2 separate regions of the Homo sapiens genome follow, and region 2 is linked to region 1. The links are chromatin loops, found by intact Hi-C in ENCODE. Cell type or tissue: heart left ventricle. All regions are shown on one strand. Each heading gives the region's core, and the rest is flanking DNA. Links, peaks and the distances in the headings are about the cores only.

Region 1 (11,272 bases), core at 3,135-8,134:
GAGGGGGCAAGGGAATAATGCTTCCCCATCTTTACCCCATCATGATCCACAGGGCGAAATGGCAGTATTTGTGTGGTGCTCAGGTAAAGCTCCTAGGCAGAGATGACCACCTGTCTGCCAGCCACTGTAAGGGCTGAAGGGGGCCATACTGTGGCATTCCTGAAACCCATTCAAAGACATTCGCTTGTGCCTGGGCACACAGAAAAGTGAACAAAGCCAGTGTGCTACTTACAGTGGAGTAGCTACTCCAGTTATCAAAGCAGCAAACCAGATATTCTCTTGGTATCACCAGTAGATTATATTTCTATCTCTGTCAGAAAAATGAAAACACTACCATATGTTCAGTGTATCCCACAAGTGCAAAGGACCCCATTGCACTTTGAAAAGCATGCAGTGCTCAGCAAATGGACAGGATTTAACTATGGCATCCAAGACAACCCCCAGGCGTTCCATTTAGGAACCTGAGGCCCAGGGAAGAGTCACAGAACTGGTGTGGCAGAAATGGAAGAGGAGGTCAGAGAGCTAAACTAACTTCCTTCCTCTCTCTCTTTTCCTTCCTTCCTTCCTTCTTTTCCTTCCTTCCTTCCCTCCCTCCTTCCTTCCCTCCCTCCCTCTCTCTCTCTCTCTCTCTCTCTCTTTCTTTGTAAGCCATTGTCAGAAACAATGTACTAAATCCAGTCAAAATCAAACAGGCCATCTTGAAAAACCTAAAAGCTTCCTGGGCTAGCTCCTTGTCTTTGCAACTGTTTAAGCAGTGTTTGGAAGACTTGGAAAAGTTTCTCTACCCCACGTTGACCTATCTGATGAAGGAGGGAACTGAAGACTTTAAGGAGCCATCCAAATCCTGTGATCCTATGAGAACTTCTTTCAATCTTACTCGGTCAAGCAAGTTTGGGGCTCACCACTGAAATCTACACGGGATCTGGGGGTCAGCTGAATCCTCTATTGTCCTATTCAGGTTTGTTTTGGATCATTCTTTATCCACACAGGATTTGGGGAAGTGAGGGCATTTGACTGAACACAAGATGATTTAGAAAGAGGATATCCACAGAATTAAGGATGAAAGCCTCTCTCTTTATTTCAGTTCCAATGTATGTACTAAACCTCAGGAACACAGAAACATCATTCATGAAAACAACACAACCCTATCCTCAATCCTAGGGCAAAATTTCATCAAAATGGTTTGAAAATTATCTGAGAAGGGCACAGTCCAAACTGTTATCATCTTACAGGGCAGGTACACTGAAGTGCACATAGGGCAGGAGGTATATCTTTACACAACTCAGAATTACAACACATTTTGTCAGAATCAGTCACTGGTTCGAAAGGGATTAGTAGTAATTGCATGAGAAACACAGATCCATCAGAAACTTCAGTTAGTCAACTTTTCCATTTCACAGATGAATAAATTATTGGTGAGAATCCCAGTAGAAAAGAGATGAGAAGCTCCAATGGAGTAATTGAGAGATTCATAAAAGGACTACTTACCAAGTTGGGGTAGAGTTTAAAGAAATCAACACGGAATAGGCTAAAGCCCCAGGGTTGATGACTGCAGGGTGTCATTACCACCCCAGGTCTACTGTGGCCTGATGAGCGGAGACCCTGAGCTGAGGAGGGACACCTGTCGGGAGCTGTTGCCTTTAGGAGAGGAACACAGCTATTGCCAACCTCCGGGCAAGAAGGAGCCTGAGGGAGTCAATATCCCAACCTGGTTCTGCCCCTTCCCTTGGATCTCATAGAACTGAAGGGAAAAGGGACAGAGCAGGACCAAGACTGGGACGGCCTCCTGGCAGGATCTGAGACCTTCAGTCAAGAGAAAGATACAGCTTGAGTTTACTCTGCAAGGCGAAACATGGCGGAATAGGTGCCCTGACCTTAGTCTTCTTCTCAGCTTTAATGCCACTGCTTCTCCTGGCCAGTCCCAGAGAAAATCCAGAGAGTGAGAAATGCCAATTAACGCAGTTCAAAATTTTAATTTCTCAGCTGGGCGCAGTAGCTCACGCCTGTAATCCCAGTACTTTGGGAGGCCGAGGCGGGTGGATCACCTGAAGTCAGGAGTTCGACATCAGCCTGACCAACATGGTGAAACCCCATCTCTACTAAATATACAAAAATTAGCTGGGCGTGGTGGCACGCACCTGTAATCCTAGCTACTCTGGAGGCTGAGGCAGGAGAATCGCTTGAACCCAGGAGGCGGGGGTTAGCGTGAGCCGAGATTGTGCCACTGCACTCCAGCCTGGGCAACAGAACAAGACTCATTCTCAAAAAAAAAAAAAAAAAAAAAAAAAAAATTCAATTTCTCAGGGACAGAGCCAGATGGAAAAGGGTGAGAGTGGGATTTGGAGGTGCCACTGGAGAACATCCAGCACAGAAGGCTTAGGTTAGAACAGATGCTTGATGTTGACCATAAGAAAGGAGAATTGTTTTGTTCAGTCAACAAATACTGATTGAGCACCTACTCTATGCCAGGCACAGTTTTAGACACGGGAGACGACGCCTGTGAGCAACAAAGACAAGGTCCATGCCCTCAGAGATATTACATTCTACTGCACGGACATAGACAGTAAAGACGGACAACAACCTACATATAAGATAATTTCGGATTGTGACAAACACTGTGACACTAACAAGCTGAGCTGTGTGCCAGAGACACTGAGGGAATTTCCTTCATAGAGTGATGATTCAGGGAATGCCTTGGAGCTGAGACCCAAAGGATGGCCAGCCTTGGGAAGGGTTCAGAGAAGTCCACCAGTCAGAGGATGCAGCAAGTGTCAGGACCACAATGAGGGCAGGGACTTGACTGTAGACAAGGAGTGAGGGGAAGAAAAATCAAAGATACAGTTACAGAGGTTGGCAGGAACCAGATCATACACGGACATGGGGGCCCAGGTATGAAGTTTGGACGTGATTCTAAGAAAAAAGCCAATCAGGCTGGGCACGGTGGCTCACACCTGTAATCCCAGCACTTTGGGAGGCCAAGGTGGGCAGATCACGAGGTCAGGAGATCGAGACCATCCTGGCTAACACAGTGAAACCTCGTCTCTACTAAAAATACAAAAAAATTAGCCGAGTATGGTGGCAGGCGCCTGTAATCCCAGCTACTCGGGAGGCTGAGGTAGGAGAATGGTGTGAACCCAGGAGGTGGAGCTTGCAGTGAGCCAAGATCACGCCACTGCACTCCAGCCTGGGCAACAGAGCAAGACTCTGTCTCAAAAAAAAAAAAAAGAAAGGAAAAGAAAAAAGCCAATCAAAGGAGAAAACTTTTTTGAGGAGATGGATATTCTAATTACCCAATCTGATCATTGCGCATTGTATGCATGTACCAAAATATCACATGTACCCCATAAATATGTACAATTATTATATATCAAATTTTTAAAAAGAAAACTTTAAACTGACTTGGGTACTTAAAGAGAAAAAAATCCTGTTTGTCAAACCTCCCTGCTAATTGAAAGTTGAACTTTCAAACTCAAATAGGCCTCTAAGAAATCACCAAGAGAAATCCACAACTACTGAGATCCCAGCAAACAAGCCTAGCGAGGGGGAAAGGCTGCAGAAAAAAGAAACTACCACCTCTCTGTAACTTAGAATTAGAGCTCAGAAAAAGAGGCAAATTAGGAGAAGAAAAAATAAATGCATCACTGTATTCAGATTATACAATCACACGCTTAGAAAATTCAACAGAATCAGCTCAAGTTAGTAAATTCATAAATACATCAAAATCCACTGCCTCTAGGTGTAGTTAACTCTAAATAGCTAGAAATTATTATGAAAGAAATTTTATCACAATTTATCACCAAACGCTTTTATATTTTCAAGTTAGCCTAATACATCCTACAACCATTTATGGAAAATTACATTCTGAGTCCGGTTGAAGAAAACAGACATACTATAGATCAGAGTTAAAAAAAAAAAAAACTATGACTTGGCCGGGCGCGGTGGCTCACACCTGTAATCCCAGCACTTTGGGAGGCCGAGGTGGGCGGATCATGAGATCAGGAGATCGAGACCATCCTGGCTAACACGGTGAAACCCTGTCTCTACTAAAAATACAAAAAATTAGCCAGGCGTGGTGGCAGGCACCTGTAGTCCCAGCTACTCGGGAGGCTGAGGCAGGAGAATGGCATGAACCTGGGAGGCGGAGCTTGCAGTGAGCCGAGATCATGCCACTGCACTCCAGCCTGGGCAACAGAGCAAGACTCCGTCAAAAACAAAACAAAACACTATGACTTGAAGGACAAATCTGGTGCATCCCTCATTTTGTAAATAAAGTTTTGTTGGAACATAGCCAGGCCTGTTCATTTACTACTATCTATTGTTACTTCTGCAGTACAACAGCAGAGTTGAGTAGTTGTGACAGACATCATGGCCCTCAAAGCCAAAACTATTTACTATCCGGCCTTTTAAGAAAAGCTTGCTGACCCCTGATATAACTGATCATGTTCTCCAAGCTACTCAGTTCACAGGTGTCTTCTCAGTCCTTATTCTGCCCAAGAATATGTCCCACCTCTGCAGACTTTGATACCAACAGCCAACATCCCTCAAACTCCATCCCCCTTTGCCTTCCATTGTATGGTGCACACCTAGTTCTCCTCTAGCCGGTCTCTGACCCTTCTGACTTTTCCCTGTTCTTTTCTTTGTCCTTTAAATGTAAATCTTTTTCTAGATTTTCTAATTGGTCTTCTTCCCTGGATTATAACCATTATCTCACCTTGATACAAATGACTTGTAAATCTATCTCGATATCTGATCCTTCTCTAGAATTAAGTACTCAACAGCATAGATATCTACCCAGGGAAATCCACACACACTTCAGTCTCAGAACATCCAAAGTGGAATCTGCGTTCCTCTGGAAGCATGCTCCCCTTGGTAAGATACAGCCTGCTCCCAGGCTAGACATCCTGGCTCCTGCCTCTCACTCAAGATCATTTCCAGCTAGATAGTAAGTTCTGCCTCTTACTTCATGAGCCCTCTCAGGTAAGGTCCTTTCTCTTCATCACTGCTACCACAGCCTGGGCAGGCCTGGCACTTCTGACCTGGTTGTGGCAATAGTCCCTAATAATGGAGACATTATAGAGTACAAAACAGGGACTCATAGAGAAGTGAGAAGTCTCCCTTGTTCAAAAACCTCCTAGGGCTCTCCATGGCTTAAAGAATGAAACCTAAAGTCCTTATTGTGACTATCAACGTTCTCTAAGAGCTAATGCCTAGCTACCTTTCTGGCCTCGTTCCTCACCCATCTTCACCCACAAGGACCCACATGCCGTCCAAACAGGATTATTTGTGATGCCCAAACACACTTTTCCCCGTGCAGCCTTTGCTTCTTGCCTTTGCCTTAACTCAGAATACCCTTCTCTTTCTCTCTAGGACAGCTAATAGACAAGAATAGAAGAAAATTTTTAACATAATAAAAGAATAATCACACCGAATTTTATTATGAAGCTACAATTATTATGAGGCACAACAGCAGAGGTGCCAAGAGTGGGGTCTTTGAAGCAAGCACTCTGCTTTCAAACCTCAGTCTGCTATTAGCCAGTTGTGTGACCACTTGAGCCTCCGCATTTAGCTCTCCAGCAAAATGAGACCAATAATCTTATCAACCTCACAGGACTTCTGGGAGGATGAAAAGAGCAAGGCATGTTAGGAACTCAGCAGATGCATAATAAGCATCACTTGTATTGATGATAGTGTTTTAAAATTATGCTACTGTTTGACATGAAAATTCCAGCAAATCTAGGATACTTAACATGTATGAGTAAACTATCAAAAATAATTGAAAATGACTGAGCCCACCATTGGCTGGTTTGTGAGACTGCTGGAGGCAGAGTATGTTATTACACTCTCTCTGATAGAAAATCTTGCTATGGACAAAAAAAAAAAAGTCATAAAATGTCTCTTACTCGTGTCTTCTAGCCTCACTTCTGAGGATATTTCCCTGTTGAATGTCAATAGTGGTTACCTAAGTTATCTGCACAAAAACCTTGTCAGCAATGTTATTTGTAAAAGAAAACCATTTGAAATAATCTGATCCATCCAGTAGTTGGGAAGAGACTCAACAAATTCCAGATGCAGGAGGAAGTGTATGGGCCTGGCACGCTGCCTGCAACTCGGGCTTCAACAAAGGGCCTTTCCCTTCCCTTTCCCCTTTGTATTGTTGATGAATCCATGAATAAATAAAAGAATATATGAATGTCTTAAAATATTTGTTAGACAAAATGCCAAGAGGATATATACCCCATAACAGCAGAACATTCGAAGTCTAACATGCAATTTTGATTACATCTCAGGATCAAAGTCCTTCTGTGGAAATCCTTATTTTGAAGTTGAAACTGCAATCTATAGAAAAATATTATTTGTATTAATGTTTACTTAAATCACCCCAAATCTTTAAGGAGTGCATAAAATTAAAGCTGTAGTTCTAATTAACAGAGCTATCAGGCCCTGTCTCAAACTTCAGTACAATTTCAGCCAGGCACGCAATATTAACTTGACATGAAGAAGAAGGATCAGCTAATACCTAGGATATCCCAAACATTTGCTACATAAGCAGCAAAAATGGAGAAGAAAGAAACTTAGCTCCATTATGGATGAACAAAAACCAATCACATTTAGTTTCTTGAAAACAAAGTCCAAGAAAAACCAAAAATACAAAAGCAGAAGTTGAGGTGGGGCCGGCCAGCGGGGCAGCTGCCTATTTGGGGAGGTAGAAACTGTGATCTCACCATTTCTTTCTGCTCTAGAGAATCCAGTTTGGGCCTACTTTTCTTTGAGAGCCTGTGCTGGGTTTCAGACCATTTTTCCTGGCAGTCAAATGAAGGAAATAAAAAAGGAGACGTATGACCTCACCTGCTCCAGTACCTCCAGGCTGACAGAGGAGCAAAGCTTCCTGTGCTTTGCTTTCTTTAGCTGATTCATTTCAAATAATGGAAAACACATTCAGCATAAGAGAAATAAGGCTCTCTGTTACACAGGTTTACAAATATAGACAGACTTTCTATCTTGATTCACTACAAAGGGTTTCAAGAAAAGCAAATTAATATGTTGTGACCAGTGACTCTGAAACTTTTTTGGGTCACAGATCCCTTAGAGAATAAACTGCAGTCTACAAACTCCCTTCCTGGAAAAATGCACGGACACACTTATACGCATACACATACATTCTACACACCTAATCCACAGACAGTTTTGCACGCAATTGCAGGGATTCATGACCCTCTGAAGTTGGTCCATAGCCCCCAGTTAAGAATTACTGACCCAATTAAATCTTTTCAAAGAGAAAAGCTGAAAATTACCCAGGTTGTTGAGGCCAATAGAGTCCTCCACTAATCAGGAAAAACAACAGAATTTCAGAACCTGGAAATGATGTGCAGATCTATGCTTCAAGTCTTTTCAAAGGTCAATTGTAGGCTTTTGATTATTGGTAGCAGCGGAACTCTCTTTTTCAAATGAAATCTTCTACACAATTCCAATATTTAAAACAGATGAAAATAAAACTATTCTGTTCCCAACACAAAGAAACAATAAATGTTCAAGGTGATAGATATTCTAATTACCCTGATTGGATCATTACACATTGAATACACGTATCAAAATATCCCCATAAATATATCTAATTATTATATATCAACTAAAAATATTAGGAAACAATAATGAAGCTCTTCTAATTGATAAAAGATGCGGGGGCCTAGAGCGCCATCTGTTCAACTCCCTCTGTGTCACTTGTGACTCTGAAAAAAACACTGCCCTGGGCCCACTCCACTGGTCCGCTGAGCCACACTTGGGCCACTTGTCTCCCATACCATCAATATGCCCAGCCAGTCCCAATAAGCACTGCCATTCACAGAACAACCCCAGAACATACCGATTTCTCTGCCTAGTTGGGAGGACTTCAGAGATCCCGCTGACGACACAACAGCACACCTGCCCCAAGGCCCAGCCTTGGTCCTAATGCTCTCCTTGGGCAGATAACCCTCCCATTCAGAGGTATTGAAGGGAAAATCTGTGACCTCTACCATGGATACATTCACATGGTCCCGGAGGTGGCAGCGCAGGGCCTCTGCACTGAACTTGATGCCTGGTCCTGGCCCCTTGTAGGACACTTTGTACTTGTTCATGCTTAGGTAATTCTTCCAGATCTTTTGCAGCCTAGGGATAAGGTTTTTGGAAGAGCTGTCCTTGTTCCACACCTGGAAGGAGGCCTCTGGTTTGGCCTTGGCTAGGCCTCTGAGACTGCCGAGGGTCTGGCGGCCCCTGTGGGGGTCCTGGGTGCTGCTTGAGGATACAGACTGGGAATCAGACCCCATGGCCAATTTCCCCAGACTCTTTAACACCTGGAATTCCTTGGTTTGCAATTTAAAGGAATCATAGTAACTCCCTTTCTTCTTTTCCTTCCACACACAGATGACTGCAAACAGAAGAAAGACCAGGACGCAGCAGCTGAACTTTTTCTTCAGGTTGGTGTGAATCATAATGAAGATGTGTTCAGGGAAGTCACTTTGTTCTGAGCAGGAAAACAAGCCTAAAAAAAGTGAGACAAGGAAAAACAAATGATGTAAAGAAAAACCCAATGTGGCATGAGGCGGAGCGATGGACTGAGCAATAGATTTGAAATGAGGTGACTTGAATTCCAGCCCTGGTCTACCTCCTGGCCACCTCTGCAGCCTGTTAAGCAATTCTCGACAAAAGTCAGACTCAATTTGGGCTTTGAACGTGGACAGCAGTCCCTCTTCCTCTTCCACTCTTCCACTCCCTTCTTCCTCTTGAGCCATGAACACTTTATATGTCCTCCCATCATTACTTTTTCTATGCTGAATATTAGTTTCTGGTTGCCTTGGTCTACCTCTCTGACTGCACTCTGAGTTTCTTGAAGTCAGAAACCACATCTTGCAAATCACTCAGTTCCTAGGGCCTTGTAACATTTGTTAAATGAAGCCATGCATGCTTGAAAAAAAAATAGAATAAAAAAAAGCAGGCTGACTGTTTTACATCACCAGACCTAAACTTCCTAAAATAGTAAGTGGCCCAACACCCCTTCAAAATGGCCAGAAAAAGACTTCTCGTTATAGATGATGCCATAGATTTCTGATGTATCTCTCTAAGGGCTGCGATGCTGGACTCCTGCATGAGAAGATCGAGGGTTATCTCCACCACAGTTTTGTGCAGTGCCCTGCAAGAAGAGCACTGCTGAGACAGGAAGCTGACTCACCTCATGATAGAGGCTAGGAATTCTGGGTAAGATAGCAGACATGTAGCCAACTAAGGAAATGGAAACAAAAATTCATTAAGCACGCTAGATGTTATTTCACTTAACTTCACCATAACCAGGGCCACCATGAGACACAACTCTGGGGGCACCACGCATAGCATAGTCTAATACGAAGGGCATCTCCTAACCTGTACAGGGTTCACTTCAAAGGTGTTATAATCTCCATTTTATGGATTAGCAACCTGAGGCTCTAAGAAGTCAAGGGAAGTGCCCAAGCTCACAGAGCTGAGGAAATGGTTGCACTGAGGTTCAAATCGAAGTGGATTTGATTCCATAACCCATGTCCTTTCCAGTACAACATGCACAGAACTGCAAGAAGCTCTGGAAAATAGATTTCACTGAGCAAATAGAGACTGAATAGTCTCTTTATTTCTGAGTAAACACCTACTTTGTTTTCTCAGAATTTATTGTGTAACTGAATGGAAACTGGAAGCACTTTGAACTCAAATAATGTCTGTATCTTTTGGAAAACATTACATTCTTTCCCCAATCACTGGGTTTATTTACAATAATAAATCAAAGCAATCACCTCCGGGGTTTTGCTAACCCACTAGGGGTCTGAGGTCCCTTCCCATGGATCCCGCTCCTAAGGATATCAGGAAAAGGTAGTAGGAGTACTGGACTGGGTGTTCACAAAACCTGGGTTCTTATCCCCATTCTTGGTGACCTTGGGCAGGTCACTTAATATTTCTGCCCCTGAGTTTTTCAGAATAATTATCTCTGCCCTATGTGATTTGCAGAGTGTTGGGAGGGCAAAACAAGAGCATGGTATTCATTGGATTTGAACTAGATAAGCAAAAAGGCACAGAAGGTATTCTGAACAGAGACAGGAGAGCAGCAGCTCAGCCTGGGGGCCATGTGGAGGTGATACGGGTAGTGAAGACAGCAGTGTGAAGCCACAGCCATGACTCAGCAGCCCTGAGCTCCAGGCTCTTCCCTGGGAATTCTCCATGAACTGACATCCAGCTCATTCCTGGAATCCATTGGCAGTACCAACCAAAGCAGTGCTTCCACCATCCCAGACCTCAGGAACCAGTGACTCTGGGAACGATGGGCTCCTATCTTGGGCTGCTGAAGTTGTGGAAATGATTAAATGTACACAGTGGAAGAAGAATTCAGATAGAAGATCATGAAGTGAAGGGTGGAAGCTTGTTGTATTACCAGAAACTAAGGAATTCAATTTCCGCAGACACCCAACACAGGTAATCACATGACCATATGACAACTGAAGAAGAACTAGAGAAAAGAAGGAAAGTAGCATTTAAGGAGGGCCTACTACGTGGTAGTCACTTTCCTTGCAATATCTCATTGAACCTTTACTACAACACTATGATAGAGATATTGACAATCCTATTTTAGGAAATGGAAAAAACTGAGACTTAGCAAGGTTATAGGGTTTCTCCAATGTCAACAGCAAGTCAGTTCTAGAACCAGAATTCCAGCCCAGGTCTGTCTGACTCTAAAAGTTCATCATCTTTCCACCCAAGGACATGCATCTGTGATAAGGGACAGTGAGAAGTCAGTGTGATCAAGTCGGACTCAAGGTCACTAGAGAGGCAACTTCGTCTGTCAGACAGTCGCAGACAAGCCACCTTCACCATCAGTGCTGCACCTGCCATCCCTGCTGTGCACTGAGTGGTAACACTCAGGTACTTTCCGTATTGGTAAGGTTTTACAGACCTATTATACTCCCGTGAGATAAGCACAGCAGATTTTATGAGCTCCATTTATAGCTGAGTATAGTGAGGTTTGGAAATACAAATAATTTTCAAAGTTGCATGAGTGATTTGGAAATAGTGGACTTAGAACCTGACTTTCACATGTCTGAATGAAACAAGATGGCAGGAAGGGCCTGATTCACTGTCACAGGAGTGGAGGCTCAGGCAGCAGCTGCCCAGTACCTACTCTCCAAGGTGTGGTTTCCCAGGAAAGAAGAGTTCCTCCAAACAGCTGGGTCTAGCGACAGTCTTGCAACCATCAGACAGCCTCAGCCTTCACAGCCTGTGC
Region 2 (12,201 bases), core at 3,579-8,578, 110 kb after region 1:
GAACCCTAGAACCAAGACTCAGAAAACCTGTCAACATCAGACCCACTAGTCCCAATTTAACAAAAAGTTGGGTAACACCATGAGGCAGGTTGAAAGAAGAGGATTCGGCAAGGGATGTTGTCCTTGAAACATTAAAAGAGAGGGAACAATCGTCTTAGCCAGCAAGCCAGACTTTCACAGCCTGCCTCTGCAGGCACTGAAGTGGAGGCTGAGACATGGGCTCTGGAGGCAAGCAGGCCTATGTTCAAGACCACGCAACTCAACACACTCACGGTCTGACTTTGAGCAAGTCACTGAATCTCCTTCAACCTTTGTTTCCTCGCCTATTAATCTGAGATAATAGGCCGGGCATGGTGGCTCATGCCTGTAATCCCAGCACTTTGGGAGGCTGAGGCGGGCGGATCACGAGGTCAGGAGTTTGAGACCAGCCTGACCAACATGGTGAAACCCCATGTCTACTAAAAATACAAAAATTAGCCAGGCATGGTAGTGTGTACCTGTAATCCCAGCTACTCAGGAGGCTGAGACAGGGGAATGGCTTGAACCCGGGAGGCGGAGGTTGCAGTGAGCCGAGATCGCACCACTGCACTCCAGCCTGAGCAAGAGCGAGACTCCGTCTAAAAATAAATAAATAAAATAAAATAAAAAATTGAGATAATAATAGTGTATGCAGTGTTATGAAAATTCTATTAAATAACACATGTAATGGTTCCAGCCTCAAGTCCCGCCACTTCATGCCTCATGCATTTCTCTCCAGGAATATCAACCTGCTAGTGTTTCCCTGACATATACAATGAGCCATTTCTCACCCTCAAATCTTTGCTCCTGCAGCCTTCCCCTGCCTCAAAAATGCTCATTTCCCAGAGGCTAACAGCTACTACTTTCTAAGACACAGCTTGTGTGTTGCCTCTTCCAGAAATCTTTCCCAAACTTACTGGATCTTCTTCCCATCATCTGTGCACACCCAAATCATAATATTTATCACACTATATTGTAATTAATATGTGCATATCTGCCTTCAACTAAGCTCTGGAAGCAACAGACTATGGGGATTATTTGGATCTATGTTCTAAAAATGAGCACTGCAGTCCCGGCACAGTGGCTCACACCTGTGATCCCAGCACTTTGGGAGGCCGAGGTCGGTGGATCACCTGAGGTGAGCAGTTTGAGACCAGCCTGGCCAACACGGCGAAACCTCATCTCTACTAAAAATACAAAAATTAGCTGGGCGTAGTGGTGGGCACCTGAAACTTTAGATGAGTTTCTAGCCCTTTCTGAAGCTTGGTTTTCTTATTTGCAAAATGGAGCTAATGATACCGACACAGCAGATCTTCCTGTGATGATTGGATGAGAGAACACACAACATGCCTAATCAGGGCCAGGCACACAGCAAAAGCCCAGAAGATGGTAAATTTTGCCACGTTTCCTTCACCAGACTTGGTTAAGACTTAAGTCAAAACATTCTTCTTCACTTGCAGGAAAGAAAGGGATCAGCCTTAAACACGGTGGGTGCCCTCGATTCCAGCACAGAGGACCATCGAGAGGTTGTAAAGGGTACAGCATTCCTAAAATTAAAGCTGGAAGCTCGGCACTGTACTAAGGAAAACTCCATCAACCAACAGACGGATGCAGATTTACAAAGACTGCAATGAAAAAACTTACAACCATCCTCCTGGGACATGCAGTTCTTTTCCAGGTGCCAGATTTCCTGATCATCTAAAGTGTACGTAAGGTATTTATTCCTGTGGAAATAATTTAAGAATACAAGGTCAAAGGGAGCTGAAGCCAAGGACAGAACAGGGAGAGAGTTGCCAAGATCCAAGGGAAACAAGGCTTAAGCCTCCTTTGATGGCTTCCATCTTATTCCACCTTTTCAGAGCAGGTGAAAACTACTTCACTACATTGTCTATAACTTGTCCCACCCCTTTAGTTCTAGTTTGCACCTTTCTGCTTCTTGCCCCATAGTCACAGACTCTCAAAGCTGCAGGGGGCCTAAGTGGCCATTGAGGTCAACCCCTCTGCAATGCAGAAGTCCTCTGATGGCAAACAAGTTTACTTGCAACTTTTTTTTTTTTTTTGAGACGGAGTCTTGCTCTGTCGCCTAGGATGGAGTGCAGTGGCATGATCTCGGCTCACTGCAAGCTCGGCCTCCTGGGTTCACGCCATTGTCCTGCCTCCGCCTCCCGAGTAGCTGGGACTACAGCCACCCACAACCACGCCGGGCTAATTTTTTGTATTTTTAGTAGAGACGGGGTTTCACTGTGTTAGCTAGGATGGTCTCTATCTCCTGACCTCATGATCCGCCTGCCTCGGCCTCCCAAAGTGCTGGGATTACAGGCATGAGCCACCGTGCCCAGCCTACTTGCAACTTTTGCTTGGATCACTTTATAACACGGCAGTGGCTTCCTTGTAACACAGCTTGTTCCATTGTTGGGTAGCTCCGTTAAGTCAGTTCTTCCTTATTTGTTTTCCTGCAACTCTTTCCCCTCCTCACCCCCCGCCCATCTTGCTTCTCCCGTCTGCAGCAGCCACTCAGTGTGACTGTAATGAAGTGTGATTTCTTCCGCATGAAAAGGATGCCTCTTATTTTTATCTCTTGCAGACTAGAAAGTCCTAGTTTCCACATTTATTCCACCTCCGATATGTTGTCCTAAGCCACTGTCATCCAAGTAGCCAATTTCTGGGTGTGCATCATTTTATCACTCTCTGGAGGGGACCCAGGGAAGCATAACACTCCAGGTAGGTTTGAACAACCAGACAAAGTACAATATAACTGTAACAATTCCTCCTCCAGAGCCCGAGATCAAACACTCCTTTTCTTCAGTTCTCTCTCCTCCCTCCCTACCACTTAAGTGCCAGTTCTCCCACGAGGTCCTGTTCCTGACCCTGAGACCAGAAACAAACTTGGAAGGCCCAAGGATGGTGGGAAGGGGAGGGGAACGTGATGACGCAGCTCAGTGTTTGCACTTGAAGCTGAGGACACCAAACCAGGCAGGCTATCTCCAAAAATAACCTTCCATGCAAACAGCCTCTTGGTAGCTTCCTGAGAGCCCTTCAATTCAGCTTTCCAGAGTGCAGACCCCAGTGTTTCTGTGCCCACTCTCTCACCATCCTTTCCAGAACTTGATGGACTAGGTTCATTTAACCCACTGACATTTACAACCATCTCTCCATATGTTTGAGGTCTAAAAACACTTAGAAATATATTTTTATGGGAATACATAAATGTCCATCAACAGAAGATTGGTAAGGTAAACACATTCAAAATATAGAATGCAATGCAGCTATGAAAAAAAAAAAAAAAAACACTGACATGGGAAGACCTCCAATACACACAGTAAAATGAACAAGGCAAGTTTGTAAATGGACTAGTATAATGCCAGGAATGTCCGATCTTTTGGCTTCCCTGGGCCCACACTGGAAGAATTATCTTGGGCCACACATAAAATACACTAACACTAATGATAGCTGATGAGATTAAAGAAAAAAGAAAAACACAAAAAAACGCATAATTTTTAAAGAAAGTTTACGAATTTGTGTTGGGCCGCATTCAAAGCCATCCTGGGCTACATGCGGCCCCCACGCCACGGGTTGAACAAGTTTGATTGTAATCCATCTACTGAGTTTTAAAAATGTATTTGCATATAGCCACAAATACATATATAAATGTGTACAAAGGGGTTAGAAGGACAGACATCAAACTGCAAACAGTAGTCATTGCAAAGAGAAGTGGAATGAGGGAGGAATGGCATAAGCTGAGGGGTTAATTTTTTACCCCATTTGAATACTCTAAAAAAAAAACCATTTCATTTATTATTTATGTGAAGAAGCCTCCCAGTCTTACATGTATGTTTCATTTGATAATCTCAGAGCTGGAAGGGGCTGCACAGGGCTGAGAGTTGATTCTCTGAGGTGGCATACCCAGGGTGGCATGCATTTGTCCAAGGTCACAGAGCTAGCCACCAACAGCCAGAGACCACAAGTCACAGTCCAGGTCTTGAAATAATGGGTGTCCCAGTGGATTAAGGAGAGGACTTTGACTTGATTACTAAATCGGATCGACTTTCCTATTTTATTTGAGTCAAAAATTCCTACTTGGGTGTAACAGCAAGTTAGAGGAGACCAAGAATCATCAAAGTCAGAGGTAGAAAAGGGACCCTGTCTTCCCATAGATGGGGTGTGAGAGAGGGCCTGCTACCAAGGACTGGGACCTTCTCTAGGTCCCCCATCCTCATCCATAAAGCAGAGGGAAGGGGCTAACTAACAGAGGGGATGGGAGATTTGCAAGCATGGGGCGTTGTGTGTGTCAGGTGCTCATCTGAGCTACCACCACATCTTCGGCATGAGAGACCGGCAGCAACGCTCCCTGAATGCATTCTGGTGAGGCTGCAGGTGGCAGTCAGGGACCTAAACTGCATATGGAGGCTGCCTCTCAGGAAGGGAAGGCTGGGCTCGAGTCTGATTTAGGTCCAACTCATATTGAGCCACTTGAGCTGTCACATGGGTTATCTCATTTAATACTCACAAAATGTTTACAAATATGCTCCAAGAAATTCAAAAGTCACTTTCTAAAAGCATAAATCCATTAAGGGGTGGGGCCCTTATTTGAAATCAGGTTTCCTGACTCCGAATTCAGTGCTCCTTCCACCCTGTCTATTTGTGACACAGCAAGGCCTCCTTACTTGGGCAGTAAAGCTTAAGAAGTGCCCAGGTTGGAAGCTGGGCACAGTGGCTTATGCCTGTAATCCCAGCACTTTGGGAGGCCAAGGCAGGAGGATCGGTTGAGCCCAGGAGTTCAAGCCTGGGCAACACGGTGAGACACCCATCTCTACAAAAAAAATAAATAAAATTAACTGGGTGTGGTGGTGCATGCCTGTAGTCCCAGCTACTCGGAGGCTGAGGCAGGAGGATCGCTTGTGCCTGGGAGGTCAGAGACTGCAGCAAGTCATGATCATCCCACTGCACTCCAGCCTGGGTGACAGTGCGAGACCCTGTCTCAAAAAAGAAAAAAAAAAAAAAAAGGTCCCAGGTTGACTTTCTGTCTCTCTCCTCACTCCCAATCCTCCCTAAAGGTCCTAGGTTGACTTTCTGTCTCTCTCCTGACTCCCAATCCTCCCTACACACACATACACACACACAGTCCCATGACTGCGACAGCAGAGGCAGGCTCTTAGCCAGCACAACTCAGTGCCTCAAATATGTATCATGTGACTGAAATAGCTATGGCTCGGCTGATAAGATGTCTGGGATGTACTTGCACGTAATCTGGGGTTGACCATGGGGTTACGGATCAGCCATGCGTTTCAGTCATAGTTGAAGCCAAGGGATATGATATAGGGTTCCTTACACTCTTCTTTGTGCTTTTGTATGTTTGAAATTTTCCCTAATAAAAAAGACCTTTTATTCTTTTTTTATGCATCATGTGAACGATCATTTTTCTCTCTCAACTTGTCACTTGGTGGGGGTTTCCATTTTAATTAACTTTCTGCTTCCCTCAGCACAGAAAACCAAACAATGGCCTGCTGTCATGGTAAGAAAAAATATCAGGAGCAAAAGTGTGCGGCTTGTGAAAACCTCAGTTATAACAATAACAGCTATTACTTAACTGAATGCTTCTTGTATACCTGGCACTGTACTGAGCCTTTCACCCACGATTTCATCTAATGCTCATAATCACCCTATGAGATAAGGTCTGTTATCCCCATTTTACAGAGAAGGAAATTGAAGCTTAGTAAGCTTAAGTAGCTTGTCCAAGTCTACATAGGCGATACATAGTGGGCAAGAAAGCAAATCCCGACTTGCTTGCGCTGTTAGTTTTTCCCATTCCCACAATATATATTTAGCTACTTTAAGACTTTATAGGTAATTGAACTAAATCCATGAAGTTTTAAAAATGGTCATACCCTTTAAAGTATAACCCAGTAATTTCAACTTTAGGACTACCCTATGGGAATCATCTGGAAAATGAACAGAGATTTCTTCATGAATATTTTATTTTATTTCATTTCATTTCATTTTGAGACAGTCTTGCTCTGTCACCCAGTCTGCAGTGCAGTGGTGCGATCTCAGCTCACTGCAACCTCCGCCTACTGGGTTCCAGCAATTCTCCCACCTCAGCCTCCTGAGTAACTGGGATTATAGGCACCCGCCACCACGCCTGGCTGTTTTTTTGTATTTTTGGTAGAGACAGGGTTTCACCATGTTGGCCAGGCTGGTCTCGAACTCCTGATCTCAGGTGATCTGCCTGCATCAGCCTCCCAAAGTGCTGGGATTACAGGAGTGAGCCACCACTCCTGGCTCTTCACAGATATTTTAATCACAGTGTCAATTACAATAAGAGAAAGTTAGATGTGGTTGGCTGTCCAGTGTGGCCTCATGCAGGAGGCCATTCCCACTGCTCCAGTCATTGGTGACTCCCTCCTCAAGGTCGCACGGCATCCTGCACTAATCTCTTGTTACCCCTGCCTCCTCCTTTGAACTATGAGCTTCTAAAAAACTAAGCTCTTCTTATTTGTCTTTGGTTTAGAGTGGGCACTCAAATATGTGGTGAATAAATTAATAAGTGACCTTGGAGTTGCTCATTTAACATATGCAGACGTTGAAGACTGGGGTATTAAAGTTAAGTTTTTGAAGGTCACAAGGGCAGACTGGAACTCAAGGCCATGTGCAGGCCTCTTCTCTCCCCACTGTACTGTCAGTACCTGTAGACTTCTAAAGAACCGACGGGTGATGGCTGAACACCTGAGGCAATGGTGGGAAAGGCAGAGGCAGTTGGAGGCTCCTGAAATTTTATAGGCCCTCACTGAAATGATCAGATCCCAGGGGCCCACACATCCTTGGAGACGCCGAACAGCTGATATGGGTGACGAATGAAAGAATACAGCTTTAATGCAATGTTAACCATGAAATGTATATATGGGAAGGTTAAGCAAGAAGGCAAGAGACATAACTGCACATACAGTATGTTCTCAACCATTTACAAAAAATATATCCATTTAAAAAAAAAAGAAGAAGGAAAATTGCCAACTGTTAAGAGGGGTTGCCTTTGGATAGCGGAATTTTTTTCTGTTTCTCTATGTTTTTTTGTACAGTACTTTCCAAATTATCCTCAATGGTCAAGCTTTTTCTTTTTTTTTTTTTTTTTTTTTTTGAGACAGTCTTGCTCTGTCACCCAGGCTGGAGTACAGTAATACAATCTTGGCTCACTGCAACCTCCGCCTCCAGGGTTCAAACGATTCTCCTGCCTCAGCCTCCAAAGTAGCTAAGATTACAGGCACCTGCCCACCATGTCCGGCTGATTTTTGTGTTTTTAGTAGAGATGGGGTTTCACGATGTTGGCCAGGCTGGTCTTGAACTCCTGACCTCAGGTGATCCAGCTGCTTCAGCCTCCCAAAGTGCTGAAATTACAGGCATGAGCCGCTGTGCCCAGCCCCTAGCTTTATTTTTATAATCAGAATAAATAAAATTTAAATCACTACATTGATTCTGAAGGCTAACCTGACCTTTCTGGTGTAATAATTACTTAGAAAATCATCTCAGTATTTTAATATGGTGAAACTGTACTGCTCAATGCTACTGTTACATATAAGCCTATCAAAAATACATCTATAGGAGTCAGACTGCCATCGTATAGTTTTCTGCAGACAAGCAAGAAAAAATTCATTTGCCTCTAATTCAGTTCTTATGGAACAAATCACTGATACTACATCAGAGCAACTAATTCCCTGTCTAAATTCTCAGGAATCTAATGGTCCAGAACAATTACTGTGAATTTCATTAATGAATTATTCCTGTATATTTTTAATGCAACCATGTCCTCATATTTATGGAGGGCCAGATTTTCTCTGAAGCCTTCCCTCTTGTATTCTGTCATTTACCACCTGCTCTTCCCTTTATTCATGAAGAGAAGGGGACCCCAGAGGTCAATACTGAGACAAATTAGATCAATTTTCTCTGAGCTCCTGAGGGCAATTTCTAAGGGAGAGCCAAAAGTGTTTTAAGCAAGGGTGGTGGAGCTAGGCTGGACTTCCCTCGGACAAAGAATGGGTGGGTCTCCATGCTCTTTGTAATCCCAGGCTAAGCACAAGACCCCCTCCACTCCCACCACCTGTTTGTCGGTAAATACAGAATACATAAATAGAATGACTTGAGATATTACTCACTTATGTGTGAAGGTTCTGGGTTTTTTTCTTTTTTTTTTTACTAGTTCTAGTCACCTTAGAGTCACACAAACTTCACAACTGCTCAAAGCCTCCCTTGATAGTTTGGCAGGCCTTGCTTTACACCTCTTTGTGACAGGTGAGGTCTTCTAATCTGAGCACATGAGCTTACCCTACGGGGTCATTCTCCCACTAACATTCCCTACCACTTTAAAAGCTGGTCTCACACCAGTCAGAATGGATATTATCAGAAAGTCAAAAAGTAACAGATGCTGGCAAGGTTGCAAAGAAAAGGCAATGCTGATACACTGTTGGTGGGAGTGTAAATTAGTTCAACCATTGTAGAAAGCAGTGTGGGGATTGCTCGAAAAACTAAAAATAGAACTACCATTGACCCAGCAATCCCATTACTGAGTAAATACCCGAAGGAATATAAATTGTTCTACCATAAAGACACATGCGCGCATATGTTCACTGCAGCACTATTCACAACAGCAAAGATCTAAATACCCATCAACAGTAGCCTAGATAAAGAAAATGTGGTACATATATATATATACTATGGAATACTATGCAGCCATAAAAAAGAATGAGATCATATCCTCTGCAGGAACAGGGATGGAGCTGGAGGTCATTATCTTTAGCAAACTAATGCAGGAGCAGAAAATCAATACCACATGTTCTTACTTATAAGTGGGAGCTAAATAATGAGAACACGTGGACACAAAGAGGGGAAACGACAGACACCAGGGCCTTCTTGAAGGGTGGAGGGTGGGAGGAGGAAACGGAGCAGGGAAAATCATTACTGGGTACTAGGTTTAGTACCTGAGTGACTAAATACTCTGTACACCAAACCCCCGTGACACAAGTTTACCTGTATAACAAACCTGCACATGTACCTCTGAACCCAAAATAAAAGTTTAAAAAAAATAAAATTTTTGATCGAGACCATCCTGGCTAACAAGGTGAAACCCCGTCTTTACTAAACATACAAAAATTAGCCGGGCGTGGTGGCGGGCACCTGTAGTCCCAGCTACTCGGGAGGCTGAGGCAGGAGAATGGCGTGAACCCGGGAGGCGGAGCTTGCAGTGAGCCGAGATTGCACCACTGCACTCCAGCCTGGGTGACAGAGCGAGACGCCATCTGAAAAAATAAATAAATAAATAAATACATAAATAAATAAAATTTTTTAAAAGCTGGTAAGCACTCAAGCCTGCCAAGAGGTCTGACCAGTCATAAGAATGCATCATGTGACTTAATGCCCTCAACAACCCCAGGAGATTCATACGCCTTACTCCCCTCACTTTACACAACGCAGAGGCAGCCTGCTGGTTTTCTGTTGTTGTTGTTTTGTTTTATTTTCTGTTTTTGAGACAGGGTCTCGCTATGTCCCCAGGCTGGAGTACAGTGGTGAGATCGCGGCTCACTGCAACCTCCACCTCCCAGGCTCCAGCGATTCTCCTGTCTCAGCCTCCCAGGTAGCTGGGACCACAGGAGTACGCCACCATGCCCAGCTAATTTTGTTCTTTTATTTTTTGTAGAGATGGCGGTGGGGGAGGTAGTCTCACTATGTTGCTCAGGCTGGTCTCAAACTCCTGAGCTCAAGGAATTCGAACTCTTCCCTCCTCGGCCTCCTGAAGTGCTGTGATTACTGGAGTGAGCCACCACACCTGGCCCAGCCTGCTGGTTTTAAAGTAATACTAGAGACAGGAAGATGACCCCAAACCCCTCCTATGGCCTGAGCATCTTCCGCTCCGCTGGAACAGCCTGTGCAGAGACTGGGCAAGGAGAACCCTCACTGTACAAAGAAGGAAACTGGAGCCCAAGAGGTTAAGTAGCATGAACAGCTAAGTGGCGCCTCTCTCTTCTGTCTTCTCACTGCCTCTTGCCTTATGATTTCATACAAAGCAGCCCCTAAATGGGGAAGCACAAGACAGAGACATGGAGGAACCCAGCACAAGAGTAAAGTGAACCGTTCAGCAAACACTAAAGAAAGCTGATCCCCAGAGATAATTGCACTATTCAGCATACCTACTACTGGGATCCCTGGCTTTGCTTAATAACCAAACCTATTTAAATCCATAAGGAATTGGTTCTCTGACTTAAAGGGTGTTGTTATAACAACCATAACTTTGGCTTTTCTCTGGAGTACCAACAACTACTGGTTTGATGCAACCATTTCCCTTTTACGCAAAAAGGTGCACTAAAAGTAGACCACGCATTGTTGTGTATCATTAGGCAAGCAATTTCTCTTCTCTAGGCCTCACTTTTCCCATCTGGAAAGTAAAAGGGTCCAGTCACATGATTTCTGAAGTTCCTTACAGGGTCAGCGTCCTGGTGAGAAAACTATACTGCAGTGCCAAGAGGAATTGATGTAGGATTTTTCTTCTTGGTCCTCGGGCCAGCAATGCCCCACCTGTGCTCGCTCGGCCATGCAGGTGTGTCCCAGCTCACTGTATTATAGCTTGTACCCGCGTTCGGTGGTTCCGAGCTCGTGCACCACACCAAAGGATAATGAGGATACACTGGACATTGAAGGGAGAGGAAGGCAGATAAGAATTTTATTGAGTGTTGAAAACAGCTTTCAGCAGAGAGGGGACACCGGGTTGGTCCCCTACCTGAAGACGGAAAAGTTCCCCAATGTGGCTGGGTCAGGGGCCTTTTATGGACTCAGAATAGGGAGTGCATGCTGACCGGTTTGTGAGTATGCAAAAAAGATGAAAGCAAAGACACCACTCAAAGGTGGGCACGGCAGCGTAGAAAACCAATTAGGAAAAAGTGGGTATATGTAAAACAGGCGAAATGTAGGAATCAATTAGGGGAAAGCACGCCAAACAAGTTCTCACTCTGGTCTGAGGATTTAACTCGTAGCTTGGCTTTCAGGCTTTAAACTGTCTTTGGCCTGGAGGTGGGGGTTTCACCGGGTACCTGACCCTATCTGCCTAGGCATCCAGCTGCCTCCTGTTGCTACCAGAATCACATTGAAAGTGAAACACGCTGGAAACTCTAAGGAAAAGAAACAAGTGTAACTAGGAGATAACAGGCACAGTGCAAAACAACATGTTAACTTTGGGGAAATCCGGCTTCTCAGTGTTTTTTTGGTTTTCCTACTTCTCTGCCAAATACAAAAATAAGCAGCTACTTCCATGGGACTCTCGTTAAAAAAAAAGTAACTTTAATAAGATCAGTGAAAACAATGCTTTGTTCTCCCACAAGTGGCTCAGGAGTAGCTTGCTAAGACACACTTTCTTCCCCGTGGGGCTGATGTCAACAGCCCATGCTTTTGCCCAAACAAAGGCCTCCTGGCACAAGGATGAGAGGCAAAACATCTGAGTCTCCGTAGCTGGCCTTATTCCAATTTGAGGGGAAGGGGCAGCCAGGAGAGAAAAATAACTAAGCTTTTGAAAGGCTTGAAGGAGAGTAAGGAATTACTAAATCTATTTTTTCTCAACAGAATAAAGAATTCTTGAAAGGGATAATGGAAGGGTGCAGCTTTCTATTTGAATTACTCTTTGTTTCACCCTATTCTGCCTAAGGCCACTGCCTTTTAGGCCAATCACAGAATCCCGGTTTTGCCTTTAGTTGCCCGCTGAGCGATGCAGTGGGAGTTGGGAGACCCACACTCAAGTGTTCTCTCTGTGGCCCGTTTCACCCGGTTTAAACTTGGACAAGTGGCTGAACTCTCCGGCCTCAGCTTCCTGCCTGTAAAATGAGAAGGCTCCCTAGATGCTCTCTAGACCTTTTCAATAACAGCGGAATAGGATTGGAGGCTCTCCAGTTCCCCCCCCGGGGACAGGTTAATCTTCAGCCACACTAGCCAAGGTGAGGCAGCAGCCCGCCCGCTCAGCAGGCACACACTGGGGCGGCGGCGCCTCCATTCCTGCTCACACTGCACGCCCACAACCTGCACCAACACCATCGCCTCAGAGACCAATTCACCGCGAAACCATCTCCCCGCTGCAGATCGTGTCCGATTAACATCTGCAAAGCTGAGCTGAGCATATGTAAGCAAAGAAAAAGCAAAACAAACAAGAGTTCTCTT

Evidence for each region. Hi-C counts contacts between places; a loop is a spot of excess contacts. Peaks named below come from ENCODE experiments on the same cell type or tissue, not always from the same donor. Only the 100,000 strongest peaks of a DNase experiment are listed, where the experiment ranks them.
Region 2: a loop joins it to region 1, with 2.0 times the contacts of the local background. A loop is called at or near these places in 14 of 110 quality-filtered maps.

The regions. Positions count from the first base shown.
Region 1 is chr3:187,039,900-187,051,171 of GRCh38, reverse strand. ST6GAL1 (ST6 beta-galactoside alpha-2,6-sialyltransferase 1) reads right to left here. Exons shown (of 8, transcript NM_173216.2): 4 at 7,862-8,518. The coding sequence starts at 8,468. Among named protein-coding and RNA genes, the nearest start is that of RPL39L, 94 kb to the left of the region's middle. RefSeq lists enhancers at 6,529-6,638, 6,749-7,018, 9,269-9,338. In heart left ventricle, for the core only: no CTCF peak of the experiment used is centred there; DNase peaks (open chromatin) are centred at 6,101 and 6,669; H3K27ac peaks cover 1,139 bases.
Region 2 is chr3:186,931,889-186,944,089 of GRCh38, reverse strand. All of the region lies in intron 1 of ST6GAL1 (ST6 beta-galactoside alpha-2,6-sialyltransferase 1), which reads right to left. Among named protein-coding and RNA genes, the nearest start is that of ST6GAL1, 7.5 kb to the right of the region's middle. RefSeq lists enhancers at 2,166-2,667, 11,118-11,177, 11,198-11,247. In heart left ventricle, for the core only: no CTCF peak of the experiment used is centred there; no DNase peak of the experiment used is centred there; H3K27ac peaks cover 3,781 bases.